Regions from separate parts of the Homo sapiens genome. Here region 2 is linked to region 1. Evidence: chromatin contacts called from ENCODE Hi-C or POLR2A ChIA-PET data. All regions are on one chromosome and are shown on one strand. The core of a region is the stretch at or near the end of the contact, and the rest is flanking DNA. Distances in the headings are between cores, read along the strand shown. Region 1 has its middle 110 kb from the start of LINC02554. Region 2 overlaps LOC105372981 (a long non-coding RNA gene).

The links. Hi-C counts contacts between places; a loop is a spot of excess contacts on that map. ChIA-PET counts read pairs that join two places held with the same protein, here RNA polymerase II (POLR2A).
Region 2: a loop to region 1 is called in a map of IMR-90, with 2.5 times the contacts of the local background. The contact joins two enhancer-like sites. A Hi-C loop is called at or near these places in 1 of 168 maps with a recorded cell type or tissue (IMR-90). POLR2A ChIA-PET finds 5 or more read pairs at or near these places in 2 of 52 experiments (WTC11 and activated CD4-positive, alpha-beta T cell).

The regions. Positions count from the first base shown.
Region 1 is chr22:27,417,362-27,423,424 of GRCh38, reverse strand. No RefSeq gene overlaps it. Among named protein-coding and RNA genes, the nearest start is that of LINC02554, 110 kb to the right of the region's middle. Within about 2 kb of position 2,589, at least 18 of the 41 ENCODE cell types and tissues checked have a DNase peak (open chromatin) inside an H3K27ac peak, as active enhancers do.
Region 2 is chr22:27,533,722-27,539,784 of GRCh38, reverse strand. All of the region lies in intron 1 of LOC105372981 (a long non-coding RNA gene), which reads left to right. Among named protein-coding and RNA genes, the nearest start is that of CPMER, 180 kb to the left of the region's middle. Within about 2 kb of position 2,189, at least 2 of the 41 ENCODE cell types and tissues checked have a DNase peak (open chromatin) inside an H3K27ac peak, as active enhancers do.

The sequences.
Region 1 (6,063 bases), core at 1,340-3,839:
TTTCAGACATTTTTCCCTACTCACTCCCTGCCCCCACCAATGAAATTTTAATAGCACAGATATATTGGATATCTGTTTATGCACTGTATGTATGTCTGTAAGACTTTGTGCCCTCCAAGGGGAAAACTTCACCCCTGTGGAGAATCCAGGCTCTAGGTTATAAAGTCTCTGCCTGTCTCTGATGGTTCTCATGATGCAGTAGGGATGGAAAGTGGGTTGGCAATGAGATGAGCTGATCTTTGTAATCATTTCTCTCTTATATTCCCTGGATGAGCACTCCATTTTGGCCTTGCTGCTCTCCTTACTTCCCCCTAAATGACCTCTAGGCAGTCCAGACTCATTTTGTCATGCTGTTCTCCCCCTGACACCCAACTCATCCAAATCCTCAAGATCCAGGCATCCCGTCCTCTAGAATCTTTCTGGCCAATTAAAATACTGGTCCATGGGTATTGAAATGTCAGAGGGGAAAGCTCTTAGGGAGTAACAATTTCTAAACTTACACTTTGCAGATGAGCAGACAGAAGCCCAGAGATGGCAAGAAACTTATCCAAGCTGCACAGCAAGTCAGGAAGAGGTAAAAAACCATGACCAGATTTTAAGGCCAATACTTTCCATCCACACTACTTACTCCCTAAGGCAGATTTATTTACCTTTGCATCACCTGGGCCTAGCTAGCACAGAGGTGATGCTTGTGGAGTGTCATAATGCACATTGACACCTTAAAGCATTAAAGGCTTTGACAAGTCTTGCAAGAAAACAAACCATTTTAGTTTTGTGTAATACAGCTTTGTTTGAACTTGTGCTTGACTCTGGAACCTGTTTGTGACTGTAAACCCTGCTATGTGCCAGGTACTTGGGCTAAGACTATTTCTAGTTTTACAACATCTCCCAGCTGGAAATGACCCAAACCACATCAACAGTAAAACAGATTTTAAAACTCTGGTATGTTCACACAAAAGAATATTATACAGCAGTGAAAATGAATAGACTATAGCTCTGTGCAATAACATGGAGAAATCTCACTGTATAATATTGGAAAGAAGAAACCAGACACAAAATAATAATAATATGATTACTATGACTATTCCCTTTACATAAAACCCCAAAACAGACAAGGCTAAACTATGTTGTTTTTAGGTCTGAAGAAAACGCAAGGAAATCATGACCACAAAAGTCAGGATAGTCATGAAATATTGTGGGGAGGGAGGGAGTAGAATCGAAGAGAGTCAAGAAAGTGCTTCTGGCTGGGCGCGGTGGCTCACGCCTGTAATCCCAGCACTTTGGGAGGCTGAGGCAGGCAGATCACTTGAGGTCAGGAGTTTGAGACCAGCCTGACCAACATGGTGAAACCACTTCCCTACTAAAAATACAAAAATTAGCTGGGCATGGTGGTGGACGCCTGTAATCTCAGCTACTTGGGAGGCTGAGGCAGGAGAATTGCTTGAACCTGGGAGCTGGAGTTTGCAGTGAGCAGAGATCGTGCCACTACACTCCAGCCTGGGCAAGAGAGCGAGACCCCGCCTCAAAAAAAAAAAAAAAAGAAAAAAGAAAAAGAAAAAAGAGAAAGTGCTTTAGGTTGTTTCTTGCGCTGGCTGGTGGTTACATGGGTATTTGCTTGATAGTGAATCATTCAATTATGCAAAGTCATATTTTCTGCATTTTGCTGTAGTTTTTAAATGTTTTATAATTGAGAGAATAATAAAGGTTGTGCTATCCTTAGCTCAGAGAATGGACTCTGAGGGCAGGAGTGGAGGTGGGAGGGTTTGAGAGGAGGCTGCTGCAGTCACCACTGCACCGATGGTGGCCTGGACTGCAGTGGGGACCACTGGGATGGAGGGACCAGAGGGATTCACGAGGGACTTAGCAGATAATTTGGCAACCCCCAGTGTGTTCACCAATGTGTTTGAGCTCCTGGCTTTGAACCACTGGCTCCAGGACTTCCTGTTCATAGTCCCTGACATTCAGAACCAGGAGGCCAAATGGGCCTCATTGGGGTGCCCCCAGGACAGAGAATGTGAAGAGCTTCGGAGAATGCCATGGAAAGGCGGCCAGGAAAAGAGATGGGGAAGTTGAGTGCAAAGAGAGAGCGGTGAAGAGGCGGTCCTTTAGAGCTGTCAGCATGGGGCCCCAGGCGCTCCGCGTGCCATAAGCAGCTTCTTTGGATTGTTTTTTGGCCAACACGCACAGGTCGGGTGGTGAGCTGGCCAGGACGACCCGTGCAGATGTGGTTGCAGCTGGAGGGGGGAGGCGTGCAGTGATCAACGAATAGATGAAAACCCAGTCCCCAGGTAGCCCCTCTCCGGCTCCCCAGAGCGTGTTTTCTTGCGTCTTCTTTCCCACCTCCCGGGGGTGGCCGTGGTGTTTTCTGTCTGGCTGGCGATGCCTGGCCGTGCTCGGGAACACAGTCCCCTTCAGAAGTGCCCCCCGAGTCTACCGAGCCATCCAAGCCCTGACAAACTCTTGAGGGAAGCGGGCGTCGCAGGCCCAGCTGTGTAAATGTTTTTGGTTTTCCTGCTGAGGCTAGGGGTTGAGTCCATGCCAAGACAAGCCTCGCTTGAGTTTTCTTTGGCAAGGCGGCCCGGCTCAGGAATGTCAGGCAAACTTTCCAAGTGGGATGGCCTGTTGGTGGGACCTGGGGCTGAAAGCTGAGCCTGGGGTGTACTTTGCCATCATCTAATTACCACATCCCCAATTAGAGTCAAGAAGCTGTGCCCAGGCTGGTCAGATGGGAGCCATTTTCTCGGTGTGCCCTCCCCTTTCCTGGAGGGATCAGGGCTATTTAGGGGGCTTTCTGTGGGCTTCCCCAGTGGGCATGGGTGGGAAAGTGGCATTCAGCATCCTCAGAATGATGGAGCTTTGAAGGGGATGTGCCGACTCCATTCTGGGCCCAGGCTGTGAAATTGGGAGAAGTGGCCACACCATCACTGTGAGGTGTGTGTTTTTCTTCTTCTTGTTTAACTCCATTTGGCTAACTGTGACTTGGAGCTTTCTTGGTGGATCTCATGGAAGAGAAAATCTAGAGCAGGGCTTCCAGATGGAAAATACTCCAGTGGTAGGCAAACTACGTAAATGAATGGAGCTGGCCAAGAGTGAGGCAACAGGGAGCGGCGGGGACTGGGGCAGAATGGGAGCTCATACCCTTTCTAAAGGGGCGGGTGCCTGTAATTTCAGCACTTTGGGAGGCTAAGGCAGGAGGATCACTTGAGTCCAAGAGTTCAAGACCAGCTTGGGCAACATAGTGAAACCCATCTCTACTAAAAATACAAATATTAGCCGGGTGTGGTGTCACACGACAGTAATCCCAGCTACTCTGGAAGCTGAGGCAGGAGAATTGCTTGAACCCAGGAGGTGGAAGTTGCAGTGAGCCAAGATTATGCCACTGCACTCCAGCCTGGGTAACAGAGTGAGACTCTGTCTCAAAAAATAATAAATAAATAACTAAATAAATAAATAAGGGAGTGGGTTCTTCTCAGCTCTAGCAAAGCCCAGCTGCTCTGGGTGAATATAATTCTCATGTGGTCCAAACATCTGAAATTCCAAGAGAGACCCCAAAGTGTATTTTACGCGAAATCTCCCCATCTCTAAATATTGGCAACTAATTAGATTTTTTTAAAAAAATCAATGAAGTGCTGTATTAGCCAAACAAAATACATCTGGGAGCTGGACAAGGTCTCCAGATCACCAATGTGTGACCTCTGGTCTCTGAATTCCTGACCCATAACTGCAAGCCGAGTGGACAGATGGAGACAATGACATCATCCACAACAATAGCAATAACAAAAACCTTTTGTTTCTACTCTGGGCCACCCTAGGTGTCATGCAAGCATTTTGTATGCGGAGCTTCATTGAAATCTCACATCAACCTGATAGGAAGATATCATCACGCCTACTTTATCGACAGGAAAACTAAAATCTCCAAGAAGGGAAGTGACTTGACCAAGGGAACCGATTGGTAAGTGGCAGTGCAAGAATTTGAGCCCGGGTCTGTCTGAATCCCAGCACTGGGCCAGAGTAAAGAGACTCGCCTTGTTCATTGATTCATTCATTCATATATTCAGCAAACATTTATTGAGCTTTTACTGTGTGCCAGCCACTATGCTAAGTTTGCAAGGGTTAAATGAAGGAATACATGTAAAGTGCATGGAGCAGGTAAGAACTGCTTGGTTTCCTAGCTCATATTATTATTATTATTATTACCAACATGGATCAATTTACAGCAGGGTGTGTCCTGCCCAGGCATAGAGGTGGGGTGGGCAAGAAGCTGTAAAATATGAGTAATGTGTAGCTTCTTCTTTTGAAGATGCCCAGCCTCATGGGTCTGAGTTAGAAGCTTCCATATAGGCCCTGGAATTGATCCCACCATTTCTAATCTATGGAATGGGCCACAGTTTGCCCCCAATCAGAGTGATGGGGCAAAGAAGCTTAGTAGCTTGTGCTGGCAAAGCTCTAGACAGTAAGCTCTGGGAGGAGGCCTTGACTTTCTTGGTGGCCCCAGGGACAGCACTGATGCTTGTGAAGGTGCCCAGCTATGAAGGGGTGCTAGTGGGCTTGGGAAGGAGTCAGCCAGCCCTGCAGCATTGGGTAGGTAGAGTCAGGGAGTGAGGGTGTTCCTAGCTGAGGCCCTGAACCTTTCTCTGTAGGATCAAGGGGGTCTGGACTAAGGTCCCCAAGTAACCTGTCTGAATCCCAGCACTGGGTTGGAGTAAAAAGATTTGCCTTGTTCATTCATTCATTCATTCATTCATTCATTCATATATTCAGCAAGTTTGCAAAGCCAGACTAAACTCAGCCCTCCTCTTCTCACAAGCATTCACTGGCTCCCTATTGCCTCTTACATTGCCCATAGGGATCCCGCAATGAAAATGTGAATGAGTGTGTGTAAGTGAATAAGTAAACACCACATACACGCAGGCACCCTCGGGCTTGATGAGTCCTTCCCTATCCACCTGTCCATGGCCTCCTCCCCACGTGGAAGATATTTTGGACAGAGTTGAGTGGGGAGAGCCCAGAGCTTGGCATTCCCACTGAATTCCAGGAGACTGAGGAGTTGGGGATGCCTAGTATAGACACACGGCAAGCCCGAGTCCTACTTTTTGGATGATTCCCATGCAATTATTGGACGAGAATTTCTACTAGGAGAGAGGGTCCACCTCAGGCCTAAGGTAAACGCCAGTCTTGACATCAACAGCCACAATCCCTCATGTTTATGGAGCACTCACTCTGTGCCAAGCACAATGCTCCACATTGCACAAGGAATGTCATGGGATCCTTACACTTGCTTCGTTGTTCCCATTCTGCAGAAGGGGAAACTGAGGCCTAGAGAGAAGACATCATGTAGCAGATGTATGGCGGGGCTAGAATTTCAATGCAAGCTTGCTGTGTCCTGACGCTGCTTTTAGGAGCGCATTTGCTGACTTACATGTCATCCCCACTTTACAGGTGAAAGAAGCCCCAGAGAGGCCCGCCCACTGGCCCACAGCCATGTGGAGTGAACCGGGAACTGAGGTAGTTCCCTCTGCAACGGCAGGGCTACCCCCCATCCCATAGCCCTACCCCTGCCATGCCAATTTCAACCAATGCTTCCCACCCACCCATCAGTTGCAGTTCAGGGCTGATCAGACGTGAACACCCCACCCAGGAAGGTCTCTCAGGGCTTGTAGATGCTCCCAGGTGTGCAGTAGGCACGCAGCCCCTCCCCTGGGGTCTTTGCAGAGCCTGGAGCCCAGCGGGCCTCCAGAAGAGGGTGATTTGGGATGGAAACACACAGGCTCTTCCCTGTACATAATGAGCAGGGAGTGAGCTGATAGATATGCTAATTTCATTATTCATGTACATAATTACAATCTAGAAGTTGGCAGCTTTCTAGGTAATGACAGGAGGGAAGGGGAAATTTACCTAACTTTTGTAATATATGTGTGGTATTATTTAACTCTTAAATTAAGATCAGGGACCTAATTCATTTCAGGAGGCTCGAGGATATGAGGCTCCGAAACAGAGTTCCACCCCATCCCTCCTTCCTTCAGCAAATACCTACCTTGAGCCAGGCCTTGGGCCAGTTTTGGA
Region 2 (6,063 bases), core at 940-3,439, 120 kb before region 1:
CCTGCCAACACCCATTCCACCCCCAAGGGACTCTCAGCACCCAGAGATTCCCTGTAGCAAACAGGCTCCCAGGAAACACCAAAGATTCTCTTTTTGGAGTTCTCTGAGGATGACAAACACTCCCGTTTCTCCTGTACCAAATTCCTTTTCTCAGCTCAGGGAGCCTTATCAAGCTGGACCATGTCCCATGTACTGTGAGTGACATGTCACAACCTGGTCTGGGCACAAGAGGCAGGTGAGTATATGATATAGCCTGATGGGCTGCCGCACATGTGAAATGGGTATGTGTTGGGAGAGCGGGATGTGGCTGGCAGGCTGAGTGGAGGGAAGGTTTCCCCTGGCTTTGCCAGAGCTATTTTATTTTATTTTGCCTTGTGTTTTGAGATGGGGTCTCACTATGCTGCCCAGCCTAGTCTCTAACTCCTGGGCTCAAAAAATCCTCCCACCTCAGCCTCCCAAGCAGCTGGGACCATAGGTGTATGGCACCATGCCCAGCTAATCTTCGTATTTTTTTGTAGAGACACAGTTCCACTTTGTTACCCAGGCTGGTCTCGAACTCCTGGGCTTAAGTAATCTTCCTGTTTTGGCCTCCCAAAGTGCTGGGATTACAGGTATGAGCCACGGCACCCAGCCAACTTTGCCCAGAGCTTTGCTCTCCACTTGGAGAGAGCCCAGAAAGGTGGAGAATTCCTACGGTCATCTGGGCAATGGCTACAGCAAAGTCAATGGCAAAGGAAAGTAAAGAACATTCCACGATATATATTTAGGAGGCTGGGAGACGGGAAAAGGAAATCAGGTTAGATTCTCAGAGTTCGCAGCCTAAGCAGGTCTCCAAGGTCCCCGAGAGAGGTTGTGGGATCCAGATGTGGACAGGGAAGGAGGAAGGGGGAGGGGAGGCAGCCCGGGGAGAGGGGGAGGTCTGTTCACAATTAGCCTTGATTTTGTGTGATGACATTCAAATTGTGGGCAAACATGAAAGCAGAGTGGTGAGGACACGTCTGTCCGAGAAGCTGGAGGATTAATCCGACGTGAAGGACGTGGGCCGAGGGCTGGTACCACATGGAAGCGTTTTGTGTGGGTTTTGATGTCCCGCCAGCTGAGGGGCCCTCCACCCCCACCCCTGCTCCCTCACAACTAGCTGACTCTGGGCGAGAGAGGTTAAGTCCCGAACACCAGGAGGTTCTACCTCCTGCGGAACTGCCCTCTGGCCTGCCCAGAACTGAAACCAGCATGGTGGCCCTGGATGTCCCCAGAAAGTCAGGCACTGGGGGGTACCCTGCTGGCTCCAAAGGTGACAGTGGCGGGCGAGTGTCTGTAAGCTATTTTCAATATTTCTGATATTACAAAGGCTGGGATAGCCCACATGCTGGGGGGTTGGCAGGCAACTGCCTTCTCATAAGGCTGTGTCGGGATAGGCCTTGGTTGGGAATCTTGGAATTTTATAGTTGAGGCCATTTGGGAGCCCCAGGGTCACCTAGCAAGGGTTCTGGCTCAGGATGAGCCTTCTCATTGAACTAAATCCAGGAAGAAGCATCATTCTGATGTCTCCTTACAGAGCTGAATGTTGGGACTGGAGAGAAAGATGTGGCCTAAGTTACAACTCCAGGCTCTACCCCTTACCATGTAAGTGCCCCTGACAGGAGCCAACCCTCCCTTAAGCCTCAGTTTCCTTGTCTGTAAAATGGGGAGAATCATCAGTCCTCCCTTGGAGGATAGATGTGAGAACTGGATGCTCTAGTGTTGATAAAACGGTAGCATCTAAGAAGCAAGCCAGTCAGTGGCTGTCACCATTTCCAGCCCTCTTGGAGATGGTGAGCTCTCAAATAGGGCAATTATCATTATCAGTGTTATTATTGACATTGCTGTTTATTGTTATTATGAAAGGGTTTTGTTAAAGACACAGAGTGTTACAACATGTGTCTGTTGCGAAAATTAGGGCAAGGATTCCTTTCCATCAATTCAGGCGGCAGGCTGCGGCTGTCCCCTCCAGACGCTCAGCTGTAGCCCTCCAGCCCCGTTGTTCGTGACCTGGGGCCCCATCACGTGCCGGTGGGCCGACTGCCAGGCATCTAAAGCCGTCTGGAAGCCCAGAGCCCCTTGGATCGGAGTGGAGGAGCGCATTTCACGCAGTCCCTGTGACCCCTGGAGGTCCCTGGGGAGACAGGAAGGAAGGGGCTCTGTTACGGTGGAGGAGGGGTTGGGAGAGGCTCTTTGGAGGAGAGAAGGAGTTGATGAAATTTCAGGATGTACAGAGGTCAGCTTCCAGCCGGCTTGTCTAGCTTAGAGAAAAGTGATCGCCACCCCAAACACGCTTCTTAATGAAGCACAGCCTGTGCTTACAAGCCATTCCCTTCCTGCCTTTTCCCTCTAGGAGGAAATTCTAAATCTTGAACACAAACGGCCAAAGAATTATATTTACATATATTTATATTTTATATTCACACATATCTAGGGAGCTGGGAGCAAGGGAAAAAAAAGACTAAGGTTTATTCTGGACAGCAGTGATGTTTCATAAGAGCAAATGAAGAGAGGTGAATAGTGGTCGAGCTTGCCTTGGTGTTTGAGCTTTAAACACAGAACCAGGTCTGTCCCTCTGAGGAGTAGAATTAAATTGTTCAAAGCAATAAATGGGAAAAGGTCTGCAAGTGTAATATGGATGGGAAGAGTGGGATAGGAAGGTGAACTTTGCATGGTTGTTCATGAGGGTTGGCCCAGCTGGGTCTAGGCATGAGGTCTAAGGGGCTGACTATCCATCTAAGTCAAATGAGGAAGCTTGCCTTGCTCTAGCGTGTTGCAGAAGAGAAAAGCAACAAGATCTGTACCCATGTGGGTAAATCAGAGAAAGATAGGAAGCAGGGAAGCTTGGCCATTCCATGCAGGAGAAGGCCCTGCCACTGGCAAACCTGGCCCAGTCACTGCCCCAAATCTAAGCAACTTGGGGTGACTCCTTCTCAGTGGGAGAGATAAGCTGGGGAAGGGGTTGTTGAGACAGGGCAAGCACACACCTGGAGCAATGTTAAACATGCACCTGTAATCCCAGCACTTTGGGAGGCTGAGGTGGGAGGATCACTTGAGCTCAGGACTTCGAGACCAGCTTGGGCCACATGGCAAAACCCTGTCTCTACAAAAAAAACCCAAAACAAAACAAAAAAATTAGCTGGGCATGGTGATGTGTGCCTGTAGTCCCAGCTACTCGGGAGGCTGAGGGAGGACGACGGCTGGGAATTTAAGGTTGCAGTGAGCCATGATTGTGCCACTGCACTGCAGCCTGGGCAACAGAGTAAGACCCTGTCAAAAAATAATAATAATAGAGTTCACATTCCCTTTCCCAGCAGAAAACATCAGGGACATGGGTGGGTAGTGCCCCTACAGGGCCGCACAGTTGGGCAAAGCTGTCCATTCAGGCCTTACCCCAAGTCCCTGTAGAAAAAGGGAGGCCCAGATACCTGAAGGTGCTGGGAGGTCATTTTTCTAGGAAGGCCCTATAATAAGACAGCCGTCTTCCTTCCCAGTAGGCTCCACACAGAGGACCCTGAGGCCTAGAAGTGACTTGGCCAAGGTCACTTGGCTGCTAGGCAGCAAAGCCAGCACTTGACCCAGGACTTTCTGACTCCAAAGACCAAACCCTTTTTAAAACTTATTTTTATGGAGATATTTTATACAAATAAAATGAAATACATAAGGTAGGCATAAGGGACAAAGCAAAACCAAACAAACAATAGCCTCTCCACCACCGAGCTTGAGAAATGCAATGCTACCCATGCGGCTAAGCCCTGTGGACTCCACCACACTTGCTACCTACCTGTCTCTATTGCCAAGGCTAACCCCTCTTCCGGGTTCAGGGTTGGCTCTTTGTTAGTGACTTATTACGTGTATAAGATTCCTAGATACTATAGTGTAGGGTTTGCCTGTTTTTGAACTCAGTATAAATGGAATCCCACTGTGTATTTTCTTCTTTATCTTTCCTCATTCTGTTTTGAGATTCCTTTATGTTGTCGCATGCACCGTAATTAATTAATTAATTAATCAGTTTTAATTCTTTTTTTTGAAATCATTAAAGACTCACACAAAGTTGAAAAAATAATACAGAGAGAACCTGTGAACCCTTCACCCAGCTTCCCCCAATGATAATACCTTTCAAGGCCATAGTAAAAATGATCAAAACAGGAAATTGACACAATAGTACAATCTCATTGAGGTTACTACTGTGGAGACTCAGCTTGGGATGATTTAGCTTGGATGAGACAAAACACACCCCTGGATCTGTGGGACCCAGAGCCCATGCACCTAACCACTGGACAATACTATTAACTCAGGGGTGGACCATATTCAGATGTCATCAGTTTTTTGTTTTTTTTTTTTTTTTTTTTTTTTTACATGCATCTTTTATTTCTTCCCCCGACCCCAGGTGTACAGTTCTTGAAAATGTGTGTAGGTTTGAATAACCATCCCAACAGTCAAGATACAGAGCTATTCCACCAGGAAAAGATTCCCTGGTATCGTTCCATAGTGATGTGGTTAATTCATTTTTAGGGCTGTGTGGGAGTCCTTCGCTTAGCTGTGCCACAGTTGATTCATGCGATCTCCTGGCCATGGCACTAAGGTGTTTTCTCGCCCAAAACTCCCTTGAACACACTGCTATGAGCATCCATGTGTATATCTTGAGCACATCAGCCAGAATTCTTTTTGGGCGTCTTCTTAGGGGTGAAATTGCTGAGTCAGAGGGTATGTGCATCTTCCACATGAGGCTACATTGCCAAATTCTTTTCCAAGTGGTTGTCATAATTCACACTCTCACCAGCAGCATACTACACTGTTTCCCAAGAGGCCCCGACCGGGCCACAAAACCAGTATCCGTACAGCACTGTTTACAAAACCCATCAACACTCCTTACGCTGGTTAACCCTCACAGGCCCTGGTGACATAGGCATGAGTTATCACCTCGTGTCTGTTCAGAAAAAGAAGCCAGAGCTGAAGTGACCCACTCAGGTTCACACAGTGTGCAAAGTCCAGGTTGCAGACTCCAGACCTTGTTATCTTTCCCGTAAAAACCCAAGGCTAGGCATGGTGGCTCATACCTGTAATCCCAGAGCTTTTGGGGACAGAGGTGGGGCTATCCCTTGAGCCCAAGAGTTCTGTAATTCTGGGATCATCAAGATTTTTGAGCCACCAGGATTCTGCCTTGAGACCAGCCTGGACAACATGGTGAGATGCCCCTCTACACAAAATTAAAATTTTATCTCTACACAAAGTTTAAAAAAATTAGCTGGGTATGGTGGTGCATGCCTATAGTCCCAGCTACTATGGAAGCTGGGGAGGGAGGATCACTTGAGCGCAGGAGTTTGAGGCTGCAGTGAACTATGTTTGAGCTGCTCTGCTCCAGCCTAGGCGACAGATTTTAAATAAATAAAACCCAGTGCTTGTGTAATTTTTACCAAGGGCCAGGCACTGTTCTAAAGGATTCCCTTCTCATGTATTAACTCAGTTTAATCCTCATAGTGACTCTACGATGTAGGTATTTATTATTATACCCATTTTACTTACAGAGAAGTAGAGGTACGGATGGAGAGGTTAAGTAACTTGCTCAAGGTCATTCAACCAGGAACTGCCAGTGCTGGACTTTAAGACAACCCTCTTGGTATCTTCTCTGTGAAACCCTCTACTTGAGGGGACACCCCCAACCTCCTGGGTGCATGACTTAGGTCTCACACTGCCATCCCTCTCAGGCACCCAGGGGCAAGTTACAATGCTAAGAGCATGGCTTGGCTGGGTAGGGAGAGGCACCAGTCTTCTCTAGGTCTGGGCTGGGCACCGGGTGGGCACCTGGAGCTCGGAGCCCAGCCTGCTGCCCCAGGGAACCCGCAGGGATGTGGGGAGCATGCGGAAGTCTCAATCCGATTATGCTATTAGTTTGGGCATTCTGGGGTTGTGCTCTGTGTCTACTTGACAAAACACAGCCCCGGAGCGGAGCCCTGATCGCTTTAACCAGGTGGAATTGAGCTCACACTTCAAGCAGCTTCTCCGTTATTACTGGCTTAGTGCTGCTGAAGAACCAACAGCAAT